Linked DNA regions of Homo sapiens: all the other regions are linked to region 1. The links are chromatin loops, found by intact Hi-C in ENCODE. Cell type or tissue: dorsolateral prefrontal cortex. All regions are shown on one strand. Links, peaks and the distances in the headings refer to the core of each region. The heading gives the core; the rest is flanking DNA.

What was found. Hi-C counts contacts between places; a loop is a spot of excess contacts. Peaks named below come from ENCODE experiments on the same cell type or tissue, not always from the same donor. Only the 100,000 strongest peaks of a DNase experiment are listed, where the experiment ranks them.
Region 2: a loop joins it to region 1, with 6 times the contacts of the local background. A loop is called at or near these places in 33 of 110 quality-filtered maps.
Region 3: it touches region 1 in a loop (2.3-fold over the local background); 34 of 110 quality-filtered maps call a loop at or near these places.

The regions. Positions count from the first base shown.
Region 1 is chr5:72,239,094-72,249,440 of GRCh38, reverse strand. The region is part of intron 4 of MRPS27 (mitochondrial ribosomal protein S27); the gene reads left to right. Among named protein-coding and RNA genes, the nearest start is that of MIR4803, 75 kb to the right of the region's middle. RefSeq lists a silencer at 4,145-4,439. In dorsolateral prefrontal cortex, for the core only: a CTCF peak has its summit at 4,337; DNase peaks (open chromatin) are centred at 4,310 and 6,510; H3K4me3 peaks cover 624 bases; H3K27ac peaks cover 5,000 bases.
Region 2 is chr5:72,130,685-72,141,031 of GRCh38, reverse strand. All of the region lies in intron 2 of MAP1B (microtubule associated protein 1B), which reads right to left. Among named protein-coding and RNA genes, the nearest start is that of MAP1B, 28 kb to the right of the region's middle. In dorsolateral prefrontal cortex, for the core only: CTCF peaks have their summits at 2,836 and 3,037 (motif pointing left); no DNase peak of the experiment used is centred there; H3K27ac peaks cover 950 bases.
Region 3 is chr5:72,141,680-72,152,026 of GRCh38, reverse strand. All of the region lies in intron 2 of MAP1B (microtubule associated protein 1B), which reads right to left. Among named protein-coding and RNA genes, the nearest start is that of MIR4803, 23 kb to the left of the region's middle. In dorsolateral prefrontal cortex, for the core only: no CTCF peak of the experiment used is centred there; a DNase peak (open chromatin) is centred at 7,051; H3K4me3 peaks cover 528 bases; H3K27ac peaks cover 4,863 bases.

The DNA.
Region 1 (10,347 bases), core at 2,412-7,411:
CAGTGCCAGGATTACAGGCGTGAGCCACCACGCGGGGCTGAAAATACTTGTTTTTGATCATCCCAATCTAACCTTATTGAAGGCAAGGAGATGTTTATTCTTCTTTGTCTCTTAGTGCCCAGCATAATATCCTGATTCATAGTAGGTTGATAAATGATCAAATGCAGAAGAGAGGAGCTTTGACCTCATCAAATGCTCCATTCTGTTGTAATAAGTAATTTCATATAGGTATAGAAGTAGAACTATTCTCTCTGCAGTTTAACATTCAGTTTTGCCTTATTCATGCTTAAAAAATCCCAGCTTTCTTACTTTTTTGCCTAAGATTATTGAAGGAAAAAGTGTATCTGTTCACTAAAGGCTGCATTCATTGTAGCAGCCATGTATATGTGGACAGTCTACTTGCTACCACACTTGAAATTCTGCTTAATGTGCACTCATAAAGGACAAGCTCCCACCCCTTCGAACTCAGTGTAATTGTTCAGTATATGAGCTTGTGGTGTTTAAGAAACTAGGGAGGCAGAGGTATTTTCATAGCTTGTTATCCTCTTCTCTCCCACAAAGTGCAGCCATGATCTGACACATGATCAATGGGCCGAGCCCTTTTTAGGATGCAGAAGATGCTCCCTGTGTCTGTGGATCACAATAGCAAACAATAGCAACTTCTGCAATGATATTTTGCCTCCCTGGTGTTCAAACTTCTTCAGTTAAGCCTGTCTGGAATCTATTTAACTATTATACATCAAAGCTTTTTTTTTTTTTTTTTTTTTTTTTAAATGAAAATGGTGGGGGTGGAACCAGAGAGGAAAACCTGTATCTTTGCCAAGGAGCCCTCTCTCCTTCCCCTATGACTCATACTTAGGAAAGCTGAGGGACTTTGGAAAGCTGCCTGAGTCACATTGAGGCAGGTCTCCTGGCACTTTCAGACACTTTTTAAATTTTCTCAGGCAGTAAAAGATGTTTTTCAAATTGTTCATTCCCTCTTTCTGGGCCAGCCTAAAAGCTTTTGTTTAGCTAAAGTATGGCTTTTTTATGCAAGATTTGCCAGCCAGAACAGATGAACCCGGAACTTTGTATTTGGTTTATTACTAAAGAAACAGCTCTTTCATATTCAGAATTGTAACTGTTCCTTCTTATGATTGTCATCCTATTAAAAGGAATTGCCTCTGGTACTTAACCTTCCTATGACATGAAGTTTGCATTTGGTCATTGTTAAGAATTTTCTTAGCATATTTTGTTTGTATAATTTCAAATATTCAGTTTTTAAAAATTTGGTTTTTGGTATGAGAGACTAGCTTGAGCTAAATAGAGGAGCTGCCTATTAAATGTATTATAGTCATACTGAGTTTTACTATTTGGCAGCAGAAGAAAGAAAGGTCACCTTAATTTTTCTGTCTTTACATGTAAACAACTAAGGGTTTTTGTTTGTTTGGTGAGTGGTAAAGTAAACCTTTCTAAAAACCAATTGGACTCACAAATAATAAGTCTCAATTTTTAAATATCTTTCCTTTTTAAACTACAAATAGTCATTATGTTCCAAAAACTGTCAAGTAATTTCTTAATATCTCTATGCCCACCCTATCCTACTCCCCTTTTTTTAGAGTTCAACCATTTCTGCTATAGGAATTGCCAGATAACAGAGGTTTGATAAAGTAACAGTATATAAAACAATAATTTATATTATGTAGGAAAATTACTTTGGATGACTTTCTTAGATATAAGATGAATTGCACTGAAATATTTGAGTAGAAAATAAAATGCTTTACTAATGGAGTGATCAATTGCTGAAAATTTTATTTTCTATAAAACTTGATCTTCAGTTATAATGTACTTTAGGGACCTTAAATTTAACTTTAGCTGATTTTATCATTTCACCTTGAAATTTTAGATGCCAATTTGCAGGGCCCACCATTCCCATAATAATAATCTCTGTTGCCTGCCCAAAGTGGGTACCATATGGTGGGGGAATGGAGGCTAGTGGAATAAAGTAAAATCAGCTGTGGACTGAATGGTTGCTCGTTTATCTTTGAGTCTTTATTCACTTGTTTGTATCACTGCCATTTTTCTGGTTTAATAGAAACTTGTATATGACTGATGTTTTAATGAGTAGATATAGGCTTATTGTCTTTTACAGTCATTAAACTTAAGTGCTGGAAGGAGTTCCGGGGGTCTGGTCTAGTCCAGAGTTCAAGTGTATTTTGTTTGGCCCGTAAGCTGTGTTTTTATAAACAGTATAATGAAATCACTTTGCTTGATTGTAATACAAGCAGCTTTGTACCTATTGTCTTACATGATTCATGCATTTATATTAACTGACTGGCCCCTGTAGACAGTTGAGTTTGTGATCCAGATAACCGTACCTCTTCATTTTACAGTTGCAGGAACTGAAACCCTGAAGGATCAAGTGACTTTCCAAAGTTAAACAGCTAGTTCAGGGCAATTCCAGAACTGTTTTACACTGAGTTTATTTTTCTGTTGATTCTGCTCCTAAATTTAGAAGAGATGTTTATTTTTCGCTGTTAGAGACCTTTGTGAAACCACAAAAATGTTTTTTAAAGATGTCCTACAAATAAGTTGAGAGGCAATGGTGGAATAATGAAAGTGAGGGGTCTAATTTAGGTCCTATTGCTAACTATCTTGGGGAAATCATTTTATCTCACTATATACATCAAGATTCCTCCTCTATAAAGTAAAGGAATTAGATTACATAATTTTACGTCACCTAGAACAGGGCTAGTAAATTCTCAATAAATAGTCTAGTGTACAATAGATATTGAAAGTCCCTACCAGCACTAAATTAAAGATTCTCTAATTCAGTATTAACTTTTTGTCTCTCCCTTATCCCCAGTTTACTTGGCCTAGGTTGCTTTCAAAGCCTCTTCCAGGGTTGAAAGGAGTCTGTTTTTTTATTGAATTCCTGTTAGGGAAATTCTTTGAACCCATGTACTCTGGCTTCTGTCCTCAACTTAACGGCTTCACTCTCCTAGCAGCTTGTCTGTTCCCTCAACTTGCATTAAAGAATCCATGTATCATCCTTGATGTATTGTGAGAAGGAACAGTAGGGGGAATAAGTGAGGACTAGGTGGCTTTCCACAATGACCACATACTACTCCACTTCCTCTGCCATCTTTCATCTCCTCCTGCCTTGTACAAAAAAGGCAGCATTTCTTCTTGGCTTCAACTTTATTTTAGCCAGGATACTTCACAACCAGAAGTGAATTACTGTTTCAAATATAAATAATCCTCATGAATTTCAGCATGCATGATGGGTATTTATGCAGTCTTAGCAGGCCGAGTCACTGTTGCCAAATTATCAGGCACCTACTTGAGTCCTTGTTCACTTGTTTGTAGACGCAAAATGATAGATAACTTGTCCCCTGCCTTTTAAGAGCTTAAAAGCTTAATAGAGGAGTCAGTAGAGTTACAGAAATAGAAACTAGCTATGAATTGGATTGTATCACTGGAAGTATGTCCAACCTTCCTTTTGCTACAAACAAAGAATGCCTAGGGATTCAACTTTTTCATGTGTTAGAGAATCAGAATGTTTAAAATACTGAGATGCTTTTCTTCTTTAATAAAAATCTAATTCTTAAGAAATCCTGATTAGTACTGAGCTTCTCTTCCCTCAGAAATACCCCTAAAGAAATCCGTAATCTCACATACAAACACATATAAATCTGCTCAACACTGGCTTAATTCTTTTCTGCTTTTACCCTGGTGTGCTTCATCTCCTGGGCCAGGCTCTTTGCCTGCTCATTTCTTTTGTGGCAGACTTAATCCTGACAACTTCACTAAGCCTAGCATACTCCAGAAATTCTGGTTTTTATTTCTATTCTATTCCTTTGTTTTCCTCCTTTTTTTTCTTTCTCACCTTTCTTTTTCCCAGAATTATTCAAAACCAGTGTTTAATTAATATATGTGATTTTCCTATCTTAATCATTGTATTATTTGTGATTTTGCAGAAATTTTATCTGCAGTTCCTAGCCAAAGCTTTAGGAGACATCAGGAAATGTTTGCATGTATTTAAAACTGGCTCATTTATTGCTCATAAATTTCCTACTCAAAAACCAAAATATTTCGCTTATCTCTGTCCAAACCAAGCCAGTTTCCATAACTTTATATGCTTTTATAAACAGGACTGGTTCCGGGATCCAGTTTTTCTCAACATCCTGCTGTTCCTAGGTAAAGGCCCTCTGTAGCCTAACCTTGGCCTTCAGTAACTGCCTCTCAGTCATGAAGCTGACCTGTGAGCCAGTGTGTGTATAGCTTTAGAGAGGCTGGAGAAGTCTTACCAGCTGCTTCTGGGTGCAGTTTCACTGATAGGTCAGGTGGTGGCCACAAAGCCATTTTCTGCTTTTAGGACCATCTCCAGATGGGCACCTCAGTGATGACTGTAAATACTTGTTTCTTCTCCCATTCTCCCCACAAGTAATCCTCCCTGGTTATCTACACATATTGCTCTTTGGAGGCTGATAAAATAGTGTTCCAGGCTTTAGACAAAGAACACAACTGACTTCATTCTGACTGCCTCCCTTATGTACCATGAAAGTAAGAGAGAGAGAGAGAGAGAGAGCAGCAGAGCTTACAGTCTGTCTATAGGTATTTTTTCTGTATCAGAAAGGGAGAGATGTCATCTTTAAGATAGGAGTTAGGGCTAGGCATGATGAGAGGCCAAGGCAGGAAGATCACTTGAGGCCAGGAGTTTGAGATCAGCCTGGTCAACATAGCAACACTTCCGTCTCTACTTAAAAAAACAAAAAAAAATTGGAATTAAAGGAAATTAGTAGATCAGTGGGTAAAGAATATAGATCACCATGCCTGAGCAAAAGGTAGCTACTCAGTAAATACTTAAATGAAGCAGAAATATGTCTTCTAGACTGAGAGTTAGATCTGGCAAAACAGCAGGCAGATCAGAGAGCAGGGAGAGAGAATAATGTGGTGACATGCATCCTACTTTTGATTGCTTTCTGTTTCATGAGAGGATGTGGATAATAAGAATAACTCTCCTGGAGTAGTTTCTAGTATGTCATATTTATACCAGTGTGTTTCCAGGTGAAATGCTAAGGGCCTCTTTTTTAAGCCCTTGGTCTGACAAATTCAGACTTTGATATCTAACAAGTCCCTCTGTTATCTATCTTCATTTCAAAAAATGTGTTGTTATGCTGCATTTATTTAGCACTCCACATCTGCAAAATTCTATGCCCCTGTTATTCTCTACCAAAAATCTACTTACTCATCACCCTTTTTAGATTAGCAGGCAGGGATTCCAGAAGGTCTAATGACTATATGTAGGGCTCAAAAAAAAAACTACTCACAAGCTGAGTTTTAATTTTTTCAAATTCTTCTGGGAAATTGACAGAATATACATTATAAACCAACCAATAGATGATATTGTGGTGGTTTTATTATCTTATTTGCTTTTCCTCTTACAAAATTAATAACTCTAGATCTGGAAAGGGACCCAAGGAGGTTACCTATATAAAATTTGCTTAAATTGACCAGCAAACCCTGGAGAGGTTGACTACAAAGGGGGCTTATCTTGATTGTGGTCATGATTATGCAACTGGATGCATTTGTCAAAATTCATAGAACTGTAAACTGAACGTATGAATTTTTTTGTTTGTACATTGTATCTCTGTAAACTTGACTTTAATTTTTTAAAAATTAGAACTTTTAAAGAAAGACATTTTTATCTGTATTGTGAAGGTAGATAGTGAATTCGTTGGAAATATTCAAGCCCAATCTGGTTGACTTTTGTTGGCAGGGTGGGAGAGGTGTTTTGGAGGGGACTCTAGCACCTGGTGCTTTTATTTTGTGCAGGCTAAGTGTGTGTATGTGGAAAGTTAAAATTACCTTAAATTCTTTGAGTAAGAATCTGAGATCCCAAGCAGGAAATTTTAACTTATAATACTGATGTTTTTATTATCGATTTCTGTATTAAACCCTGCCCTCTTTTTTTAAGTACTTGACAAAAATATAATAGTCATTAGAAAATTATCTCATCAAAATTTGATTTTATTTGTGGTAGTTGAGGGCAACTAATAATTGTTAGTTTTGAAATTAACAATTCTGAAAGCAGAATTTCCAGCAGGATGAAAAAGAAAATAATGAGAAAGTGAGTAGCAGTGATTGAATCAGATTCTGATTTAAATAGTCACATGACACTCTTGGTCTTTGGTTCTAGTTCAAGGAAGCGCTCATTCCTTTTGATAGTTGCTAACTTTCCTTCATTGGTAAGATCCTCAGTCCACACTACAGGCTTTGAAGCCAGCCATATTTTCTTCTTGGCATTCTTTCTTTCCTCCCTTTACCCTGACCCCCTCTCCCATCTCTGTCTACCCAGCTCCGTGGCTGAGGTTCCCATCTGTAAAGCCTGTTGCCACAGGATACAGAATTCACTGGGGCGGAGGGAAAGCTGCATGTGTGTGTTTAGGGCTGGTGGCTCTCGGAATCGGATAAACATTGTGGAAAGCTTGCTCATTCATGTGGAAGAACCAGTGTGTTACAGCTAAATGGTGGAGCTGTGAGCTGCTGGGCTCTAGGCTCTGGCATCTGTGCATTGGGCCTGCCCAGCCTGGAGCATTTTTATTTGTGAGACCGAAAATGCTGATGAGCATTGCCACTTTAGCCGTTCAACAATAACAAAACCTTTATTTCAACCCCGTGGAAGAAAGGCTATATTTTCCTTTTTTTTCCCCCCTATTTTTGGTGTGTATGTGTGCTATGAGTGCCGTGAGTGTGTGTGTGTGTGTGTGTGTGTGTGTGTGTGTGTGTGTGTAGACGGGGTCTCGCTGTGTTGCCTAGACTGGTCTCAAACTCCTGGCCTCAAGACATCCTCCTACTTTACCCACCAAAAGTGCTGGGATTACAGGCATGAGCTACTGTGCCTAGGCCACTTTTTTTTTTTAATTAAATGACGAAATTGGTCAAACAAGAAATCCCATGCGACTTTTACACACAATAGAGTACCTCCTATATAATCACAGTCAGTCTGTGGTGTTTTTTTTTTTTTTTTCACTCTTGATCTCTTTTATATAACCTCTCTTCCCTTCTAAGAAATCTCTGTGATATCCAAGACTTTCACTCCCATGTCATTTTGGCAGCCTGTGATTCTGCTCTCCTTCTTTCCTGGTAACATCAGTCTTGAATGAGCAGCAGTGCAGGCAGATGCCCTTAAGAGTTCTGAGTATGGCCTGAGTTTTGAGAATAGGATGCTTCTCAGTTCCTGCTATTTTATTGGCCGTGGTTTGGCTTCCTAGGCAAGCTCTGTCTTCACCTGAAAATCCTACTCAACACTGGGGACAGAGATCTCTTTAGCCATGGGATACCAACTTTTAGAACTAGAGCTAGAACTTGAGAGTACACTTTGTCACTCTTTCTTATGCTCCTCCAAGAAATACACATTTCCTCAGAATTGTAAGTGTAATCACATTTTATAAGCTGAAATCTCAGAGTACCTTTAGCCTTCATGAGCACAACCTTGTTGGGGATATTTGGGTTGTATTTGTTTCTCTTTTCTACACTCACATGTTTGCCTATCTTGACAGCCTGTTGGCCTAGGCAATAATAAAGCTTCTGTCGAGGTGAGCAAACAGCTGATGGCATAGGCGCACAGAGGGGACTCCTACAGTGGCTGGCTGTAATCTGCCAGGCTGGTGGTCAGAGCAGGCGAGAACAAAAGCCAGTCTGTTTGCAGGCAAATTGGAAAATCAATGTGTTAGTTGTATTCTTTTCTCTTTGCCTTTCTTCTGACAGAAAGGGAGAATGCTCATCCAGCAATCCACAGAATTATTCCAGGCAAGTGCCCATTCCAGAGACTCACTCACCTGACATATTACTACTGGAAGTTGAAAAGTCCCCACATTTATTTGTCTGAACTGCTTAAAAAGTCACCAACAGGAATTCTTCTCAAACTTGCCATCCAAAATTGAACCCCGCTGGCCCAGTGTTTTGACTTGTTTATATTCCAGATAGCCACTCACGTAAGTTTATCTTTTTAATGCTGATGGGGGCCAAGAAAGGAGTTCATTTGCTTCCTGGCTGGGAAATTCAGGAATTGCATTTTGGGCAGCATATTTTATAGTATGTGTGTAAGTATTTCACTGCTTTTCCTCAGTTTATTTTTTGTGAGAGTTCATTGAAAATGTCCAAGGCTGGGCACAGTGGCTCATGCCTATAATCCCAGCTCTTTAGGAAGCCGAGGTGGGAGGATCACTTGAGGCCAGGAGTTTGAGACCAGCCTGAACAACATAGCAAGACCCTGTCTCTACAGAAATAAAGAAGGAGGCAAAGGCAGGAGGATCACTTGAGTCCAAGAGTTCAAGGCTGCAGTGAGCTGTGATCTTGCAGTTGCACTCCAGCCTGGATGACAGAATGAGACTTTGTCTCTCAAAATGTATATACAATAAAAAAGAAAATGCCCTAGACATAATTGGGTCTAAGATTGTTAGGGCTTAGAGAGCAGAGCTCATACCAAGTAGCCTTGTCCCAGGATAGGAGAGGGAGTAGACTTATTAAAGACTTCTCTGAGTGTCTTGACAAATATCTCAAAAGGCTGCTGTGCAGAGATGATTGTATTCGATGTGTGAAGTCTTGAGTAACTTTCCCTTTAGGCTTCTAAGAGAGAAAGTCTGTGAAGGAAGGGTTTTTGAGAAGAAAAGACTTTCTTGCTCTTCCTTGTGTTGAAGTTAGCCTTAGAAGCTTAGCAAATGGCTTTAAATATGTTTTAATTTGAGCTTTGAAGGTCTGAAACTAGGCTCTCATTATCAGTCTTTGTTATTTTTTCAAAGCCTAAAAGTGGTCTGCTGATCATGAATAAGAGAAAGGTGTTTGGTTGGATATGGTCATGGTATTCTTATTGTAAAGTTCATCATCAAAAAAAAGTTACAACTTTAGTGGCCATTGGAAACATCCTGAGCCAGAACCTTAGATTTAAAATGAGTATTAGGTTTAAAATAATCTTGAGTGAGGGTAGTAATTGGCATTTGATATATTTTTTTCCCAAAGTCATTACCAAAAAATAATTATATTTCGTTTTGTTTCTTTTTAAAGGAAAAATTGACTAAACCCAACAACTGCTACTACCAAAAACCCTTCAGCCTCTAGCAATCCCTTTTGTCTTTAGCACTTATCATGCTCCACCTCGTATTATTATTAAATTATGTGTGCATCGTTTTTGTAATGAGACTCTAAATGCCCTGAAAAGGAAATTTACATATCTTCATATATACCATAGACATTAACAGAATGATCGGGACATAACAGCATTTAATACCAGTGTTGATTAAAGCTCTTTTTTTAATTAGCTGAAAAACCTATGGGCCAAGAATTGTGTCAGTACAGGAATCAGTATTGAGCAAGTCAGTCTCTGTCTCTGCTGACACAGGAACTTACAGGCTGATGAGGAAGCATCACCATCGTTGAAGCAGTACACCTGATACTTCACTTGACTTTTTTCTTTAAAAAATAAAACTCATTTTTAATTGGTCATTTCATGTTAAATCTCAGATTGTTCAGAGAAACAAGAATCAAGTAGCTAAACTATTGATTTGAAAATGTTGCCTGGGCAACACAGCGAGATCCTGTTTCTACAAAAAATAAGCTGAGCATAGTGGCATGCACCTATACTCCCAGCTACTCGAGAGGCTTAGGAGGAAGGATTGCTTGAGCCTAGGAGTTAGTTTGAGGTTATAGTGAGCTAGGATTGCACCACTGCACTCCATCCTGGGTGACAGTGAGACCCTGTCTCAAAAAATAAAAATAAAAAAATAAAAACAAATATGAGGGAAAACATGGAATACTAAAGGTATATTTTGTTTCATTTCTGTGCAGAAGATCTTATAAGATTGAGTATCTAGGTCCCCTATACCATGCCTTTCTCTGGCCACGTCACTCTTATTCTAAACCTAATTTGACATATTTCTCTATTTCTGATTTTAAAGGGGCTAATTTGTAGAGAAAAATAGAGTGAGAGAGACATTTTCTAGCAAAACCTAAAATATTGAAGAGAATCAGGCTGCCTAGAAGACCCTAAATCCATAAAACATCTTTGGATCTTATTTTTGCCAAATCTCTCACCAGAGCACTAATAGATATCCTAAATTAAATACTATTTCTCACTTCCTCTCCTTTTCTTAACCATTACTTTGGCAGAGAACCTGTTCAGAGGAAACTATCCCAATAGCAGATGGCAAGAAATAGCAGGAGGCAGACTGAATAATCAGCCTCTAAAAGCCACTAGTATTCATCTGTACCCTCGACTCTCAAATATAGCATGGAATCCTTTAGCACTAGGTTTTTGTCTCACCTTTTTCTTTTTAAGAAAAAGAGTTTGATTTTTGTGGAGCCCAG
Region 2 (10,347 bases), core at 476-5,475, 110 kb after region 1:
AACGTGGGAGGCTGGTGGGTATCCATGGGCAATGAGTGGTCTGGAAGCTGTAGAAGAGGAGAATGGTGCACCCCCAACCCCAAAAGGTTTCTGTCTAGAATGGTTTTATTGGGCGGTGATCCTTTGATTCATAACGACTCATACCCTGAGATGGGGATTCAGACAAAAAAAGAAAAATCCAAGATGGACGCTAGAAATAATACCAGGTCCACTTTGATCTTGGCCCTTTTATTTTTTCATGTTGCCTAAAGTTGGTGATTTCATTCATCTGCATAGGTGTAATAGGATTGCTTCGATAATCACAGTTTTACCTCTTTCAGATGCATTCTTCTTGCTGGAAAACACTGGATATGTGTAAATCTCCTCTTTTAACATGTTCCTCCCACGTTATTTTTGTCCCAGTTTCTGTCACAATTAACTTAATAAAGAAAGGATCTATTTTCCTTTCCCATGTTGCTGAAAATAAATTTATGAGTGATACTTAATAGTTGTCAGGACATGCAGCTGTTTTTCTCTCCCTTATGCGCACCTCTTCAAAAACCTCTATACCAGTGTTCTTCAAATGAAGGCTGCAATACTTTACTGTAGCATGAAATGGTCAAAGCCAGTGTTTCTTAATAGTATAGAATAAAACAGACTAGAAAATGTCATAATGCATTGCAGATAATAAGGATAGGCATTGTTTTGTTAAACTTTTGTTTCAATTTTAGATGTATGCATGGATCAGCCTGTATTTTCTATACCATGGTTAAGGTAAAAGAAGTTTGTAGGACAGGTCCTGTGGCTCTTGCCTATAATCCCAGCACTTTGGGAGGCTGAGGAGGGCAGATTGCTTGAGCCCAGGAGTTCAAGACCAGCCTGGGCAACATGGGAAAACCTCGTCTCTACAAAAAATACAAAAATTAGCTGGGCATGGTGGCATGCACCTGTAGTCCTAGCTACTTGGGAGGCTGAGGCAGGAGGACTGTTTGAGCCTCTGGAGGCGGAGGTTGCAGTGAGCTGAGACCGCGCCACTGCACTCCAGCCTGGGTGACAGAACAAGACCCTGTCTCAAAAAAAAAAAAAGTTTGTAATACATCCTTATACAATATATGTCTGAATATGTTTGTCTTTAAGGTTAAAAACTAAAGTCCTCTGAACTGGGCTTTTCTTATGTATCAGGTGTACAGGATAAAGATCTGCTGCCTCTAAAGTCTCAATTTTAAAACCATCTCTACCACAGATGGGATGAAATTTAGTCTGATGGTAATTTCAAACTTAGATTTTTATGTAAGAAAAAAATACATTGTTAAACTATATACGAGGTTTCCTCATATTCAGGGACAGATCTCTGCTTTCATTTTATAACCTCCACAAGAGAATCAAACTGCCTTTCTTACCCTCAACTGTGGTCCTTTCCAATAACTTATGTCACGGCAACTTATTATTAAAAAACGACTGAACCAAGATGACTTCGGACACCTCTGATCCAAGGGTTGGCCCAAAAGGAGCCTCAATCTGCTTCAGCATTGGCCAGACACCCCGGAGACTTACATCTTACCTTGCAGGGCTAGAAAGTGCATCAGAATGCCAAACTCCAAAAATGAATAACGATCCAGCCCTGGAAGAAAACTCTCAGTTCAGAGAGTTGGTGACTTGCCCAAGGTTAAGTACAAAATATATTTGCAGAGCAGCCAGAACGAGAACCCAGGCTTCCAAGTTGCAGCAGCCCCAGTACACTGCACTGTGATAAAGGTTTGATATGGAGGCACAGACCGACCCTAGAGGTTACCAGAACTGGAGATCATAGATTAGTAAGTTTTTTTCTCTTATGACTGTTGTATGTATCTACTCTAACCTTAACTCAGACTGACATCCGTGGCTTTTCGTGCCATGTCATTATTCTACCACATACTATTTTGAGGTTTCTGAGGTTAGTATTCATAAGAGCTTTCCAACCTCTGACTCAAATGAGCTCTATTTTCCCCAGACACGTAACTTACTATTGAATCTCATTTCCATGAGGAATACAAAAGCGATAGTGATTCATGTCTCCAATGCTTGGCTTACCATTTTTGAAAATGTGTATACTTTTTCCTGACTGTAAAATACTATGTGCCCACTGCATAAAATGTAAAAAACACAGAAAAAGATAAGGAAGAAAATTAAAATAACCTGTTCACCTACTGCTCAGTGATAACCCATATTACAATTTGGGTGTCATTGAAATTGGGTGTCAAGGAAAAGACAAAAATTATTTTGGTATCAAATTGTGATCAAATTGAAAAATACCTTCATGAACCCTTCCCTTGTCACTCAACATTACACATCAGTAAAGATTCTTCGAAGATATGGTTTATAATAATGCAGGCCAAATACTGAATTCTATTGATTAATCATTACTGATTATACATGCCCTATTGTTGAGAACTTCAGGTTTTTTTCCAGTTTTTCACATAGAGAAATAACGTAGCAATAAGCATTTTTTTACATAACATTTTTTGTGCATATCTCTGCTTATTTCCATAGAATAAATTCCTGGTAGGGAATTACTGGGTGAAGTACGTGAGCATTTCTATGACTCTTCATATATATTGAAAAATTTCATTTCAGAAGGTTGTTTATATCCAAATAGCAGAATATGAAGGTGCCTATCTTGTCCTCTTTGCCAGTGATCAGTGGTATCATTTGTTAAAACCTTGCAACTTGGAGGTAAAAATGTGTATCTTCCTGGGTTCATTTGTATTCCTTAATTTATAAAGAGGTTGAACATTTTTCATACGTTTATTGGCCATTTGGTATGTGTATATGTGTGTCTTTCTCCACCCACCTTCTGTGTGTATGTAAATTGAATGTTCATATCCTACACCTATTTTTCTACTGAAATGTTAAAGTTTTACTTATTTATTTGTAAGAACTCTTTATATCATAAGGATATTAAACTTTCAACTTTTATATTTGGGGCAAGTACTTTAGGAATCTCTTTTAATTATGTAACAATTTAAAGTGATAGGGTGGGTTAGGTTTTATATTGTCACCAGCAGAGCAACAAGTCATGCCACCTGCTGGTAAAGAAACAGAATAGTTGATAATTCTTCATGTTTCCAAGATACGATGCATATTAATACTTTTTCCATGTCAACTATTTTAAAACTTTGGAAATGAAAAATGAGTAATTGATTGAGGCTATTTATGACATTTCTTACACATGAATCCTATGACCAAGATCCTTTGATCACATTTAAATATTTTTAAGGTTACTTCTCTACTTAAACGGGGAGAAAAGGCTTTGATACATATTAGATGTTAATAAGAGAAAGTATAGTTCTGAATCATCTCAAAGCCATTTCTGTTGTCAATTCTGGGCATAGGAGCCTGTACTTTGTTTTAAGGAATCATAATTATTGACAAAATTTAACAATCAGATAAACAGGGAGGAGTAACTTTATTATTTATTTTCACAAAAGGTATTTTCAAACAGACATCTTCAAACCAGAGCTTCAGACCTATACAGATCATTTAAAATCAATATTTGCTTGATTTGGCCAGGTAAATTAAGGGAAGCTCCTGCCATTTAATTCTGAATGAAGATGGATCTCAGCAGTTAAAGATCATAAGCTTTTTATGTAATTCAACTAGAAAATATGATTTAATTTGTGGCTTACATAAAACAATAGTCATGGAACATATTTATTGCCTATCATCCCTTGTAGACTAGTCTAAGAAAATAATACACTCAAGGTTCTACAGAAATTTAGGCTGTCAAGATGATTGACTATAGCAATAGGGCCAATAGGTCATTGAATTCACTCATATATGTGGAGGTCAACACCAGTCTACAGGATCTATCAGCAAATGGTCTGACATGCCTAGGAAGATAAAAATGGAATTGCTGCTTTGTCATAAGCCATCCTTATGAATAAACTGAACTGACTTTTTTGTACTGTGAATTATTACTCAGCCTACAGTTCTGACATAAACAAAAATGCAAATCATGCTAATAACCTAGCCAATTTCATGTGCCATAAACAAGCCTTCAGTAGCAGTGAAGGGCACTTGGCCCATAGGGTGGAAGAAGATGCAGAAATCAGAATCTCCCTGCAACTCAAAATGACCAAATGTAAAATACTCAAAACCAAGTTCACACATTTTTAATAACAAAATAAATCTTGGTATGGGCTTGGCAAAAAATAATAATAATTCACATATTATTTAAGCACCCATATTAGCACCCTCTGGACAATATTTTCCTTGTAGTTTGGCTTGGGGTCAGTAGTCAAAATGTATATGTTTATAGTTTATAATCAGAAGAGGATACAAAACAACTCAAGGACACACCCTAATTGGAGGGAAAGGGAGTGGCTGGCCAACAATTGAGTCAAGGTACAAAACATTAGGCTAGGTGTGACTTGGGGCAGGATCTGACAGAGGGTAGTAGTAAAATGATTATGAAAAACAACTGAGAATGTCCCCCTTTTCCTTCCATCTAGATTATGAGGTCTTGGGGAGAAGGAGGTAGGTTTTAAATTATCCCAGAGAACTGAACCCAGAGATGAGGACAAGTCTTGGATGACAGGGCCATACTGACAGCTTGGAGAGGACACAATTGAGGCCCTGGGAAGATGACCCGACTACTCCTTGAGCCACCCAGGAAAAGAGTATCTGGCCATCTCCAGACAGCAATTTCAGCTTCCATAGTCAATTGCTGATTTCCTGTTTGTAATGTCCTTCCTTTGAATTATATTTACATTCAGGTAGCTTGTGGTAAGAGAGCTGTCCTGTATGTCAGATAGTTCAAGGAGTGCTGGGGGTGGGAATAGAGGAAATGAGGGCAATATTCCATAGGTTCAGGAGAAACTCAGGGGATAGCACATGCCCATGGGTATGTTTAGTACAGTAACTAGCACTTTACTTAGTACCTAGGTGCTCAGCACACTTAAGTACTCAGCACAAGGCAGTGCCTTCTCCTTTATTCCACACAAGGGCATCAGGACAGGTGATTCAGATGGTCTAGTTCTTTCTAGAACACTCCAAAGTTTCCTTCCAACCAGCTCACCAAATGCACTGGCCTTGAAGAACTGTAAATGGAGACTCCTGGTCAAATCCTGTTGGGCTACACCTCAAAACCCAGTGTTATTCCAAATTCTTTCTAAAATATCAGTCCTACAGGAGCAATAATCATCTAGGTAATTGGACATGAAAAGTCCAATGAGGAAAAAGAAATAGCTCACCAGCTGCCTTTCAAGGCAAAACAAGAATGCAAATGGAAAGGTCCCAGGGAAATCTGGATGGAAAATTATCACCTCACAAGAGGGTCTGATCTGGATTGGATTCATCCTTTTTCACAGGATGACTCTGTTCCAGGGAAACTAGATGCTAGGAACATTCTGGGATCCAAATATGGAGAACTGAGAACTATTGTAAGGGTTTCTAAAAACTCCCAAGAAAAATTCACAAGGACTCTTTTTCTTCCAGTGCTTTGGGAAAATTCAAAAAACCTGAAATTCCAAAGCCAGTCTAATCCAGGTGACCCTCAATCTCATAGCTACTGGGTCTACTCCACAAGGAGGAAATCAAGACTGGTAAGAGTTGGCTACCTGACCTGTACTTGCAAAACACTGACACAAATGAGAGAGAGAGAGAAAAAAAGAAAACCACCACCTTTACTCACTCAAGTAATAAGGTCACCTCAGAACACTGGCCCATGTTTTGAAAGGAAATAATTTTTAGAGGTGAAAAACAATGGTTGATAGGTACCAGGCATAACCCTTTGAGATGCAAGTACTATTGCCAATTAATGCCATTGGACAGATGAGAAAGTTAAGGCTCGGAGCAATCCCATAAGCTGCCTACAGTTACATAGCCCAGTAAAAGCCAGAGCTGGTATTTGAACCTAGATTTTCTGACTCAGGGTTATTGTTAGATTGCTTGAAAGGAGGCCACAACTCCCTACCCCAAGTCTGACAATGATTTTCTTCCTATTGCGGGAGGGGCTGGAAATGACTGATAAAAATTATACTCTTCCACCAACTCAGCTCTGGGCTCAAAGCATCTGAAACATCAGGATTCCACCTCGCTCCTGATTAATTTTTTCATATGGGAAGGGAACTAAGAGCCTTACCCTGAGACATAAGGAATGAGACTTTAAGACATACTAGATCAATGCCATCACGAAAAAGCAAAATATTTCAGAGGTCTGATGGGACCAGCCGCCTGCCTTCCTTTTCTACTCAGCAGTGGCCAAGTCTCTGCCTTCCTTTTTCAGGAACATTTTCTGCAGCAGGGCCCAGGCCATTGTGAGCTTTGAGAAGAATGATATTCTGCTTTTGTAAGAAAAGGAGGAGATTTCCCAGGCATGCTTTGTGTCCCAGACGCTTTCACTAATTGATAGAGTGCCACTACAGAGTATATTTTTATTCATGCAGTCAGCACATGCCTGCTTCTACGTTTTCAAGTTTTCTTTAAAAAAAAAAAATTCTCCTATGTGGTAAGACAACAGCTTCCGTTAACAAAATGAAGCAAAACCAAATTCTTCTTAATGAAAATGAAAATGTCAATAGGACTTCTCTCCTCATGCTAATCCCCTGTTTGACATGCAATGACATCATCCCCTAGAAGCTGGAGACAAATGTAATGTCTGCTATAATTACAAGGCTTACCCTGCAGAAGAAGGGAGGTGGCCGTGAGGTGCAGGCAAGCCCTTCTCACTGGGCCCTCCTTGGAAATACAATGGAACCCACTAATGCAGTGAGGGAGTCTTGCTGCGACAATACTAAAAGGAGCAGAAATCAAAGGACTTCACTGACCATGGATTCAGGCTTGATGTTCTGATACAAAGTTTATATCCCCAAGTAGCAATTTAAATAAAATTGCATTTTTCTTTTTCAATCAAATCAAACTGTGGTGTCACAAAAGACAACATGTACACACACAAAACTCTCACTCACAAACATGTGAAAACTAAAGTTAAAAAAGAAAGCCCTCATTCATAAGGTGTTCACATAGTGACAATAAGAATGCATGTGACACTTTTGGCGGAAGCTGGAGGTTGCAGGAAGGGATTTTCCACAATATCCATAAAGAAGAAAGGGAGTTTTGAAATGTGACAGATTCTGATTAAAGAAAAATGGAAATGTTTGGCTCTTGGGAACTTCAAGTATAGAGAACTGATAATGCTACAAAGAAACCATAATCCTGAACCAATTATGGCTGAATAATACTGTAGACTTTATAATGGTACAGTTGGTTTGAACACTGAGTCAAGATGAATCAGCTTTTCCTGCTTTACCAACATTTCTTATTCATTTCCTTGAATGGCAAGTTAAAAGCATTAATCATTATTAAGACTGTCTTTGTATTTTGTAAAAGCATTGTTATTTAAACATCTCTTAAAAATGTATTTCTACACTTTACATGCCTTATAGCTACTGAATTTTCATAAATCCTCTGTAAAGTAGGTTCATAGATAAGGAAACTGAGGCACAGAGACCTTGTGCATGAGGTGAAGCCCATATTTGAACTTGGCCACTGTAGCTCCTGGGCCCCCACGCTTTACCATTCTGCTGGACTCAAAGAAGGTTGGAAAGTTTTTGACACACTCTTCAAATACCTGCCCCTAATCCTAGGATGCAAGACAGGAAAAAGAAGCTTACTGCAGGGTATCAGATACCTCCTTTTCCACTGCTCTCCATCCCGCCTCCAGCGCCTCACCTCAGATCCCAACAGAGCTGGGGGTAGAGGAGAGAGCTGTTCTGCGTTACAGCCTGAGCTGGACAGTTGTCTCAGGAAAAACACCTGTAAGTACAGGCAGAGGCAGGAGGATCCTGGAGAGGAGTGCATGCTGGTCATGGTCTGTAATATTTGTACAAAGAAGAAATGCAAGTTCTATCTAATTCTCTAGGATTACAGGCAGAAACTTGGACAGTAAAGACAGACTATTTCTTCCCAGGCTAGCATCCCACGCCAGATGCATGGCTGCTCAGGGACCATGGACCCAGGGTGGAGGTTATACACCTGAACCTGACTTCCAGGTTCTAGATGAGCGGGTAAAATTGCCAGCTCCCAAGTGGGCAGCCTTGCTAAGGAGTCCCTACAACCCTCTGCTGGCAAATGCTGAACCTGGACAGGGAGTTTCAGGGATTCCTGAACCTCCTTCTTATACAGGAAGGAGGAAACAAACAGAGCTCTAAATGGGACCTTTGAAAAGACTCTGCAGCACAAGGAAAAATGAGCACTGTCTTGAGATTTGGTGGAAAAAATATATCTCTAAAAATGACTTTCCATAGGAACAAAATAAAATTTTAGAAAATGACACTTGGCTCCTATAAAAGATGCAGACGTTGCCACTATGAAACGACAGAGAACAATAAAAACAGGGTGGGCTGAATGACAGGCAGAGATTTAGAAAGAAGTCCCCAGTGGAATGAACAAAAGAATTCAAGGAAATACAAAATGCAATAGCAGAATTTAAATCTGCATTTAAGGCACTCAAGAGCAGAACAAATCCTGCAGAATATTGACCCAGTGATGTACAGGACAAATGTGAAATGTTCTCCTAGAATACACAGAAGAAGATCGAAGAGGAAATGATGAGTTGGAGGATGAGATCTAAGAAGTTCCATTTTAAGAATTATACATATTCTTAAGGCTGAAATCAGAACAGGAAGAGAAACAATGATAAGAGCACATGGGAAAGAACTTTGCTAGCGGAAAAAAGTCTCCAGGCTGAAAGGGTTCAGAGCATTTCAGAAAAAAATTAATGAAAAATACTTGTATCTCAACATTTCCTTACACCGTATTTTAATTTCAGATAGATTCAGATCAGCTGAGATTTGTGCACACGCTACTGAGAAAATTACTTCGCAACTGAATTATGAACACCTTCAAGTAAAATACTACATAGAACAAGAAAATCTGTTCTTCATTAGATTTAATGGTGAAGGCAGGCTTTATTTTTTCCAACAAGGGCCATTGGTTCTAAATAATATACAGGTTATTTGCTTCAGTAATATCCTCCAAGTAATAGAAGTATCTTTATATGCAAAAGTTGAAATTTTAGATACTTCATCACATAGGACCAAGAGATATCAATCAACATGGTAGAAAAGAAGTGGACATTTCAACCAAAAAGTAAATGGTGTATGAAAGATAATCAGACGTGATGCAAGAAGGCTGCGTACTGTTGGCCTGAAGAAAGCAAACACTCTGAGAGATGACTGGCCTAACAATGACCAGGTGAGGAACTCATAAGCAAGTACAGAGAAGACACTGGGAGGAAGGTATTGAATGAACCTCTAAGTACCATGGACATAAACTATGATTCTATAGGCACTCTGGAGCCCTAATTATGTTACAACACAAACCTTTCCATTCTGATCTCAGAAATGTTGGTTGCTTTCCTTTCTCTATTTATCATTAGAATTTTTGCAGCCCAGAAAACTTGTCATCAATCCCATGTTTTTAAGAGGCCAATAAATATTCAGATAGTTTTCTTTTACTTTATTCTTAACTCAGAGCAGAGTAGTGGAATCCTTATAAGAATATCTTATGAAAATATTTTAGAATCACTTCTATTGGATTGTTCCTATTTCCTCAGAAATGTGCTATTATAACCTCACATTGATCCATATGAAGTCCAGGATAAATCTGCGTACTCTATACCTATAAAACTAGGCTGAATTGCTAATGCTGTATTAAAAAGGAAACATAAGGGAAAATAATAATAATAAAATTAATTTTTAAAAAGGGAAAAATACAGTGTCCAATGTCTTAAATGTAAAATAAAAAGCACTCTTCATAAATCTCAGCTCTAAAGTTTACTTACCCCTTACCACATCAGTTTCTCCTTTTACATATTTAGATAGCACCATATTATTTTCCCTCCTACTTAGCACAGCTTGTAATACAAATTTGTGTGACTATTTCATCAATGTCTGTCTCCTCACCTTGACTGAGAGCTCCATGGGAGACCGTATAGGGACTGTGTCTTCATTTGCTTATTTTTATTAACCTTAGTACTGACACATTACCAGATCCCATTAGACAAACAATATATTTGTGAAATGAGTATATTCAGCCAAGCAAGTAATTGTGTCCTAAGAATCTCAAAAAACTTTCTGGAAAAACCACACATCTTGGTTTATACATCAGCTATGTTTGCCAACTTTATATGTAAACTATTTTTTGAAAAAACATTATTTGAATGACTTTTTTCACTTGTATGAGAGAATATTAACATAAATAGGACCTTAGAGATAATAAAACTGAAGTTCATAAATGCTAGGCAACTTGTCCACAATGGCACAAATCTACTTAGCAGTAGAACTGGGATTAAAGCTCAGATTTTCTGCCCCCGGTTCCATTCCTTAA
Region 3 (10,347 bases), core at 4,909-9,908, 100 kb after region 1:
GATGTTAATTTCTTAGTTTTGATAAAAAGTAGCACGGTTATGTAAGTTGCTAACAGTAGGGGAAGCAGGGTGAAGGGGAAACAAGAACTCTCTGTACTATCTCTGCAACTGGTCTGTAAATCTAAAGTTATCTAAAAATAAAAATGTGTTTAGAAAAAGGAATCACTGTGAAATGTCAAAAGTGATTAAAAACACAACCCAGTGATGACACAATGATTATTTACTATCTAAAGAACAGGGAGGGAACTGTAAAAAACACAGAGAGAGAGGCTGGCCCCTGGGTGAGCCCAGCTCAGCACTGCCAGTTTGGGACCACACCTATTTCAGTCTCACAGAGACAGTTTTTCTTTAAAACCCTCTAAAAAATTATGAAAACAAATCCACACCCATTGTGGACAATATGGATGCCACAAATGAAGAAGCAGCAAGCAGAGGTGTCTAATCACTTTACCCAGAGACAATCATCCTTGTTCATCTTTGACCATGTTTCCTTCCAGTACTTTTTCCACATAGCCATTTTTTTACATAGTTGAGGGCACAGTGGAAACACAATATTTTGGTCCTGTTTTCTTCACTTTATGTTCTATGATCAATGACTTCCCCACTGCAATGCTTTGGACATGACTTGTTTGTTCTTGCCAAATCTCATGTTGAAATTTGATCCCCAATGTGAGGGTGTCTGAGGTGAGGCCTAGTGGGAGGGGTCTGGGTCATGGGGGCAGATCCCTCATGAATGGCTTGGTGCTGTTCTCATGAAGTGAGTTTGTCCTGGTTCTGGCAAGATGGGATTAGTTCCCAGGAGAGTGGGTTGTTATAAAGCAAGATTCTTCCTTCTGTTTGGTCCCTCTTCAAATATGCCCACTTTCACTTTGACCTTTGCCTCCATGTCTTGATGAAACACAAAAGCCCCCACCAGAAGCCAAGCAGATGCCAACGCCAGGCTTCTTGTACAGCCTGCAGATCCATGAGCCAAACCCCCTCTTTTTTTACATAAACAATCCAGCCTCAGGTATTCCTTTATAGCAACACAAAATGGACCAAGACACCCCCATTTATCCAAAGCTTTGTAAACATGGCACTCAACAGCTGCCCGCTAACTCTGCTGTGCATCACCTCCACAGCTGACCTACCCAGACACCAACTGCTGCACTATTAGGATGCAAGAAAATTATGGCTGCTTCATAAAAAAGAGTGAGATCATGTCCTTTGCAGGGACATGGATGGAGCTGGAGGCCATTATCCTTAGCAAACTAATGCAGGAACAGAACACCAAATACTGTATGTTCTCACTTACAAGTGGGAGCTAAATGATGAAAATACATGGACACATCGAGGGGAACAACACGCACTGGGGCCTATCGGAGGGTGGAGGGTGGGAGGAGGCAGAGGATCAGGAAAAATAACTAATGGGTACTAGGCTTAACACCTGGGTGATGAAATAATCTGTACAACAAACCCCCATGACACACATTTACCTATGTAACAAACCTGCATTTGTACCCTGAACTTAAAATAAAAGTTAAAAAAGAAAGTTATGGGTGCTTAAGGAAAAAATCTGTCCTATATGCAGCCCTCTCTGGGCTTAAGTTATCCCTCACTGGCAAATTAGGCAGAACAGGTAGTTCCAGAATGTTTGGGGTCATTTCGGCTTGCAGCCAGTCGGTGATGCTTAAAATATTAATACATGCCAGTTACCACCAGAGAAAAATTTAAAACATGAGAGACAAGAATGCAAATTAGGTTTTCTGAGTAATAACGGTATAAAATATTAAATGGATTCTGAGTCAGTAATTCATATCTAATAAAGTAAAAATAGCAGATATCAAGACCTAGGAAACTATGGTGCTGTTTTAAATGGGCCATTCTGTTTATATTGCACACCAAGTCAACATATTTATTTTTGTAAAAGCTAAATGGGACTTAATATCAGCCCAATTTCAAAAAATGGGTAAAAACCTAGGTATGTAAAAGATGCGGAAATGGCCTAGGCCTAGCTCTTATTCTGGAAAATGAGATCCCACATGATATACCCACTCAGACACATACACACAGCCAAATCCTAAAATAAACTTAATCCTGCTAAGGATTTTCCTCCCAGTGGCGCACTCAAGTGGCTACATCAATATTCAGGAAGAAAAACCAAATATGCATAGAGAAGCCAGCTTTGAGGAATACACTTAAATTCTTATTTCTATTTCATTTGTCCCACTTCCTCCCTCCTGGATATAGGGTGTATCTGGAAGTAGAAAATGAAGAGAAGTTCTTCCCTTTTGCCCTCACCTCCTGCCCTCATCCCCGTCCCATTTTCTCTTCCAACCCATCAGCCCACTATCTCTATGGTTCTGAATAAAAGCACAGAGGGGTGACAGAAGAGGATAGCAGTATCCCCACTGAGCAAACAGACTCTGTCCAGAGGGTGTCCTGGAGACGCTCAACAAACTGTTTAAAAATCAAGTTCTTCTCCAGCCTTAGAAGGCTGGGCCAGAGTCTTACTAATGAGCTAGTGATCTTTTCAATAAAGCCAACAAATCACCAAACGTGTCTTATAAAATTCAGTCCTCATCTGATAGATGATGAGACCATACAGTGAAACAAATGTCTATTGTGGAAAAAGAAAAACGAGATTTTGCTTACCGCCCCTCCTAAGTTTAAACAGGCTTAATTAGTACATTTTCCCGAAAGGGAATAAATCATTTAGTTAGAAACAGGAAATTTCTTTCCAAGTTAGTTTGAGGGAACAATGAGGCTTAAGACCTCAGAGGTGGTCTACTACATTAAATGGCAAAAACGGCAATTACTTTTGCACCAAACTAGTAGTTTTCTAAAATCTAGAAAGAGCAGAAAACTGTGCAGGGATTTACATGAGAGTACTATATTCAATTTTTTTAAAAATAAGATAATCTTTAATGGGCAGCCACTATGTGCCAGCATTGTGCTAGGTGCTGGTGGATACAGCAATGAATAAGACATGGTCTCTACTCTCATGGAGGGTGAGGTAGTAAGCAGATAATCACAAGCTGCAGGGTACATAACAGGGGACCTAAATTAATCCAGGTGAAGGGGAAGGCTGGGTCCTGAAGAGGGAGTAGTAATTCTTAGCTAAGTGAAATGAGTAGGGAAGAACCTCAGTAAGTTCAAGGAGAAAGATCAGCCATGTGAATGCTCCAAGTTGGAGAGTTAGGCTGCCATCTCCTAACTCCTCTCCCTGAGCACACCACAGTGTGGCTGCTCCCTTTGTACACAGTCCAAACACATGGTCTGGGCTATTTCGAAGAGCATTAAAGAGCAAGGAGTCTTCTCCTGCATTACTGCAAACACACCTCCTTCCCGTTCCTGTTTCCTTTTCCCACCTCAACATCTCCTCGGTGCGTGGCAAGTGGATCCACGTCCTAGGGCAGTGGCTCTCCAAGTCTGATGAACAGAAGAATCATCTTGTGAGCTTGTTCAAAATGCAGATTCCCAGGTCCTACCCTGGAAGACCCTCTGAAAACTGTACATTCATAAGTGCAACCCCTGCCCTACCAAGTGGTTCTGATGAATGTTTTAGCTAGCCTGGTCTTTCTGCAATTAATTTGAAAAGAAGGATATTCAAAACTGGCAGGGTAACATCAAGGACAGGTGGCTGATTTCCTAGATGCTCTCAGCAAAGATCTCCCTGGGTATGGGCCCTTCTGTGGGTCTCAGCTGGTCTCCATGAACAGAGGGGCTGAGGGACTGTTCCCCTAATTCTCAGAAGACAGGAAGGAGAGGGGATGTTAAGGAGCCCTGTGCAGCCTCAGGGTGAAATTTTCATGGAAGACAGTTTCAGAAGTGGCTTGACTAAGCTGTTCTTTGGTTCCATAAGTGCAGTGCAAAAGATGGGTTTTTAAAAGTATTTTATAAAATAATTTCCATTTTTAAAATCTTAATATCTCTCATAACTATCATGAAATTTATACTTAATCAATGTAGATAATTGGCTATAAACTGAGTAATGCCTTATAATCGATTGTTCTGACATTTAGAGAAACTTACCATTCACCTAGTTTGGGTGATTTTCTTTCCTGTGTAAGTAAAAGAAACTTTAGAAACCACTGTCCTGAACTCCGCTTTGCATAGACTCCTTTTAATTTTCATGTTAACTTGGATCCGGTAAGAAGGCTTTGTTTTCCTGTCTGTAAATCTGTCAGTGCAGACAGCAAACTGGATCCTCCTCTGGTTCATTTTATAGTCAGCAAGTTTCCCAGGCAACAAACCACCAAGCCCACTCCATCAAATAGTAACCAATTTTTTCCCCTGACATGTCTCTCAAGACCTCCCTCCCAGCTGGCCATCAGCACACCACTCACCTTCTGTCTGTACTGGAGGAGAGGATGGGTAGTCCCTGGGAGGGCACAGGAATACTGGCCAATTGATCACCCAGCAGATGCACAGCTGGGGCGTGTCCTCGCAGGCCTTGCCCTGGGCTTCCAGGGACCAAGCATCTATGCCAGGGGCTTGCCTTTCTTTCTCTGCATTTTGTGATTATCTGCTTAATGTCTCACTACCCCATAAGGGTAGAGACCCCTTTCTTTTTTTTTTTAATCACTAAAAAGGATTCATCCAGTGACGCATATTACCTGGAATACAAATAGTTACAGAGCAAGTGATGAGGCACAGGTAACCTTCAAGATATTGCCCCAGCAACAAAGATGGGCCTTTCTGATTCAGCTTTACCGAGAAAGGTGACATCTTGGTTCTAGGCTTTGCCATTTTCTTTTGTTTTTTAAGAAGATTTTGGGCCAGAAACAGTGGCTCACGCCTGTAATCCCAGCACTTTGGGAGGCCGAGGTGAGTGGATCACTTGAGGTCAGGAGTTCGAGACCAGCCTAGCCAACACGGTGAAACCTTGTCTCTACTAAAAATACAAAAATTAGCCAGTCGTGGTGGCGCAGGCCTGTAGTCCCTTAGTCCCAGCTACTTGGGAGGCTGAGGCAGGAGAATTGCTTGAACCTGGGAGTCAGAGGTTGCAGTGAGCCAAGATCATGCCACTGCACTCCAGCCTGGGCCACAGAACAAGATCTGTCTCAAAAAAAAAAAAAAAAAAGAAGATTTGGATAAAATGTATTTTTCCATCAGACGTGAATGACAGTATCCTTGCATCCCATAGCCAAGGAGGTGCTGCTTTTGAAAAAGTTTTCAGTTGCCCCAGAAAGAGGCTGATGCTATGTGTCAAAAGCACATACTTCCTGTACATGGAATGCATTTGCCTCAAGCCTATAAGGTTCTTAGGAGTCCTGCCTTGGAAAACAGAAGTTCCTGAGTTAAAGAACTTCCCAGTGGTATTTGAGGGTCTTCAGAATTGAGCAGTAAGCTCTGAGGACCAGATTGCTGGGATCTGAACCCCATCTCCATTACTCACTGGCTGTGTGACCTTGGGCATGCTGTTTAACCATGCTGTGCCTCAGGTTCCTCGTGGTGGCATGAGGATAATAATAGGGCCTCCCTCTTGGAAGGCTATGAGGATTACATTGGCGCATACACAGAAAGTGCTTAGAGCAGCACCTGGCACATGGGAAGCATTTAGTAAACGTTATCTACGATTATTGTTCACTCCCCTCATGAAGATCAACGCAGGCTGGCTTCACAGAGAAAAGGGGAGCAAACCCGGACTCAAATGGCACTGGCTACGTCTGAGAAAGGCAAGGCCTCCTCCATAGGACATGATTCACCCACAGAAATCACTAGAAAGGTGGCCTGCCTGACATTATTTTTAGCTTTAATGAAAAAAGCAATCTAGTCCAAATTAGATGAGCTGGGTCACTGTAAGATCCAGCCCTGGGGCATTGTTCAGATTTTTTGGTTCTGGTGTCATGCTGGGCTGGAATAAATTGATTTAAAAGAGTTAATAAAAAATTCAGTCTCCCTCCTTCCAACTGGCATTGCAAAGGTCCCTAAAACATCTCAACTAATAGGCTACTTTCTTGTAAAAGAGACTCTCTTTAAAAAAAGAGTGTAAATTAAAATTACCTAGCTTTCCAAAATCACTCCCAATGCGTCTCTTCTTTGACCTATCTCTTTATCCAACTTGAGCCATCCTGGGGGGATTCCTCTCAAATTGCCCACATTTCTGGGTCTTACTTCACTCCTCAATGAAATTTAATGGATTTGGCTGGTGGTTCGTTACTGAACCCACGTGGAACAATATGTCATGCTTCATGCATGATAAATAAATGACATTTCTAAAACAATAGGGATGAATATAAACTGAGATCTAGAGCAAGAACCTCCAAGTGACCGCTGGGCATATCATAATTAACTAGTGATTTAGGACAACTCAATTTCCCATCATCATTGTATGGGGCCTTAAGGAAATCCACCAACACTTCACTGCTTCTTGAAGGAGATGCTTGGAGTCTGAATGGAATATTGTCAGGTGAAATTAGGCCACTTCTGAGTTGTGCAACATTCCCCTTCAAAATCTTGCTGATTATGCAAACACTGAATAATTACACTGATTCATGTATTATTCTCCATCAGAATGACAAAGCATTAGCACTGGCACCCCATTTCACTTTGCTAATGAAAAACAGCAAGCTTTTAAGACCACCATCCATCAAGAGAGAAAAAGAACTCATTCAGTGTAATGACAGGTGCATGACAATGGAAACACGGTTCCCTCTTTTTTTTTTTTAAGCATATGGGTTGCTGCCAAAGATTAAAATCATTCTGTGCTTAATATCATTCTCTTTCTTTGTGTTCCTCTGAGGTTTCGTATTTTCTTTTGGCAGAGAAATAAAAAGGTTGAAGCCAGAGATCCCAAATTCCCAATAGTATCTTTCTATCATTTCATACTGTGTTGGTGAGCATTTTCCACTAGGGTTTCTATCACTGTCTTTAAAGACTAGTGCCCTCCCTTTCAACAGTCCAGGGAACAAATCTGCACAAAGGTAGTTCTTAAAAACTATTAACAAACTGAACTGAGAAGGGAATTTGTCCCAGACAGTGCTCCCCACAGCTGGACAGAGCGTGATTTTCACCAAAACAGAGTATAATTCACAGGCAGCACCAGAGATAGGCAGGGATGGGGCCCTCTAGAATCTCACACAAGCAACAACAGTCTCCTACAACTCAGATGGCCAGGGGAAGAGAAGGATCTGTGTTTCAGTTATAAGAAGGAGTGCATTCTAGTACCTCTCCCACGCAGCCTCTTCTCATGCCTTTCTAGTCATGGCCTAGACTACCTCTCAGAAGCATTACTTAGCTAATTTTCTCCCCAACACTCTAAAAAACTGTTTAAAAGACCCAAGCGTAACACTTCATGTGTCAGAAGTTCTTTATCCAGCAGCATCAGCTGTGAGAAATTCAGCGTGGGCCTGGCATGGTGGCTCATGCCTGTAATCCTAGTACTTTTGGGAAGCTGAGGTGGGGGGATCGCTTGAGGCTAGGAGTTCAAGACCGGCCTGGGAAACATAGCAAGACCTCGTCTCTACAAAAAAATTAAAAAATTAGCTGGGCGTGATGGTGGACACCTGTGGTCCTAGCTACTTTGTAGGCTAAGGAGGGAGGATCTCTTGAGCCCAGGAGTTCAAGGCTGCAGTGAGCCATGATCGCATCCCTGCACCATCCTGTCTCTGAAAAGAAAACTTAAAATTTAGCTTTGAATTCAGTAAAAAAACATTAAAAGGTAGAGCGAGGGAAAGCCTCTGAGCAGGCAAAATAGATACCACTAAGTCAAAGCACTTACAGCTCAAAGACTTTATACGACGGAAGACTCCTTAGGGAAGATTCGGGATCAAGTCTCTCTCTCTCTTTTTCTTCTTTAGAGAGGAGGTCTAACAAGCTTAGTGACTAGATTTTCCAATCCACAGCAGATTCAGAACAACAACATAGAAGGAAGGTGTACTAGATTGAACAGTATTCCCCACAAATGTCCACGTGGAAACCTCAGAATGTGACCTCATTTGGAAAAAGGGTCTTTATAGAAGTCATTAGTTAAAATGAGGTCACACTGGATTAGGGTGGGAATCTTATTCAATGACTGAATAAGAAGAGAAAACACAGAGACAAACAGGGAGAACACGCCACGTGACACTGGAGGTAGATAATGGAATGATACATCTACAAGCCAAGTACGCCAAGTATTGAGCCTAGGAGTTCAAGACCTACCTAGGCAACAAAACAAGACCTTGTCTTTACAAAAAAAATAAATAAATTAGCTGGGCATGATGGTGCACACCTGTGGTTCTAGCTACTTGGGAGGCTAAGGAGGGAGGATGGCAGAAATCACTAGAAATGAGGAGAAAGGTATGGAACAGATTCTCCCTCAGTACCCCCAGAAGGAACCAGCCTTCGGCCTCTTGGAATGTGAGACAATACATTTCTGTTACTTACGCCACCCAGTTGATGATACTTTGTTATGGCAGCCCTGGGGAACTAACATAGAAGAGTACTTAGAAACAAGCACACTGAAGGTAGTTTAGAAAAAAACTACTGGCAGTGTGATATCGAGGGAGGATACCAAGACAGATATGTTTTTTAAAAGACATATGAATTAAAAAACCAGAGCTGGCATCATTCTGTCTGGTGGCAAACCGATACGTCCTCTCCAAGAAGACACTGCAAATATAAAGACATAATTCAATTGTGGATGACGTTCATAATGATGACCTTGAATTGGTTTTTAAAAGGCTGGATTCTGTTGAGGGTACTTAAACAAGGCCTCACTGTACTGCCTCACCCCATAGCCCTAAAAAGGAAATGTATTTGTTTGCCACTTGGATTGCACTAAATATTATCTTTTCTATTTGGCATCTCAACACGGCAGTGTATTCTTTTGTTACTAAATTATTGGGACTAACATTTCACATTTTCTTCTCTGGGAATCCTGATAAAATTATACAGCTTCTCTATGATACGTGCAAAGATGTTTCTACACTTAGTTGGTATTTGTCTTTCTATAGCAACTGCACACACTCACGCACACACTCACACACACACAAGAGAACACAACAGAAGAATCTATGATTAGAACTCCAGCATATGGACACCTATGCAATCAGACTTTTCACTATGGATTTCACACAACAACTAGAAAATCTTATTTTTGGAGAATGAACTATGAAGCTGGGCCAAGAATGATTATATCTTGACTTCAAATCACTTAAAAACTCTATGCCTCAATGCCACCCCTCATCTATTAAGAAATAGAATAAAAAACACAGTCGAAAATGTTTACGCACTACGGCCTATATAAAAATGACCCATAACAGTTCTGCTCCACTCTATTATTTAGCCCCATACCATGTGCTAGAGTCAATTTACTTTTTTTTTTTTTAATTGAAACTTATGCTGGAGAATTTTTCTTGTTCTACTTGGGGAGCACTTTTTTTCCTGAAAAAAAATCCCTTTTTTCTTTTATTTCATGTCTCCTTACTTAGGCCCAAATCTCCTTAAATCATCTTTTAAAATGAGAAGTATATAACTTTATGTAAATATATTTTAAATTGTCTTTTTAAGGTTTAACTTTACATTTGTTTCCACATAATTATTCCTCAGCGAGCTCCGGTCTCCTGGCTTAGAAACGCCTAGGTACAGTTTCCCCATCTCTTTCCTGGTGATCAAGGAGGTTTCAGGTCTTCACTGTGTTAAACCACATAGCGGAATTTTGCAGACTACCTGCCCCTCCTCCTTGCCTGATGAAATGAGGTGGATGTAGAAACACAGTCCCCCTCCACAGGCAGAGCAGATCCCATAGCACAATCCAGTCTGCACAATAAGCGACCGCCCAGGACTCCATCTCACAGGAAGATCTTAAATCACTCCCTTCCACTCTGGCTTTGAATGTGCTCCAATTCGCCTTCCACTCCCAGCCACCTTGGGGGAAGTAGGAAGAGTGAGGGTCACAGGGTGGGCACCAAGCCCAGATGGGGAGGGACACCAAACTGTCACTGGGTGGGGTTCCACAGGTCTCTTTTGCTTTTGCCTTGTCAGCATATTAGGATTTGGGGCTGGGGACTGCATTCCAGAAATAATAAAAACCACCCATTTGGAGAAACACGTGGCAGGGCTTTATAGCCTCTGGGCCTCTCTGCAGTGCTGTGCTGGGAGAAACAGGCAGACAGTGAGAGTTCCTTGCTCCAAGATGCAGGGAAGGTCAGCCAGAACCAGTGGAATGGGATTTGCTGTCGTCCCCAGTGTAATCCAGAATTAGGGTGGAAACGTTTGAAGGAGTATTTTCTCTATCTTTTTTAACCAAGCCTGTAAGTAATATGATATCACTGCCTTAGGCTTTTTTTTCTTTTTTTAAACCATGATCCTCTTGCAAACCAAACATACAATCGTCTCAGAACCTCTCCATATAAGGAATTTCCAGACAGACTGATTCTA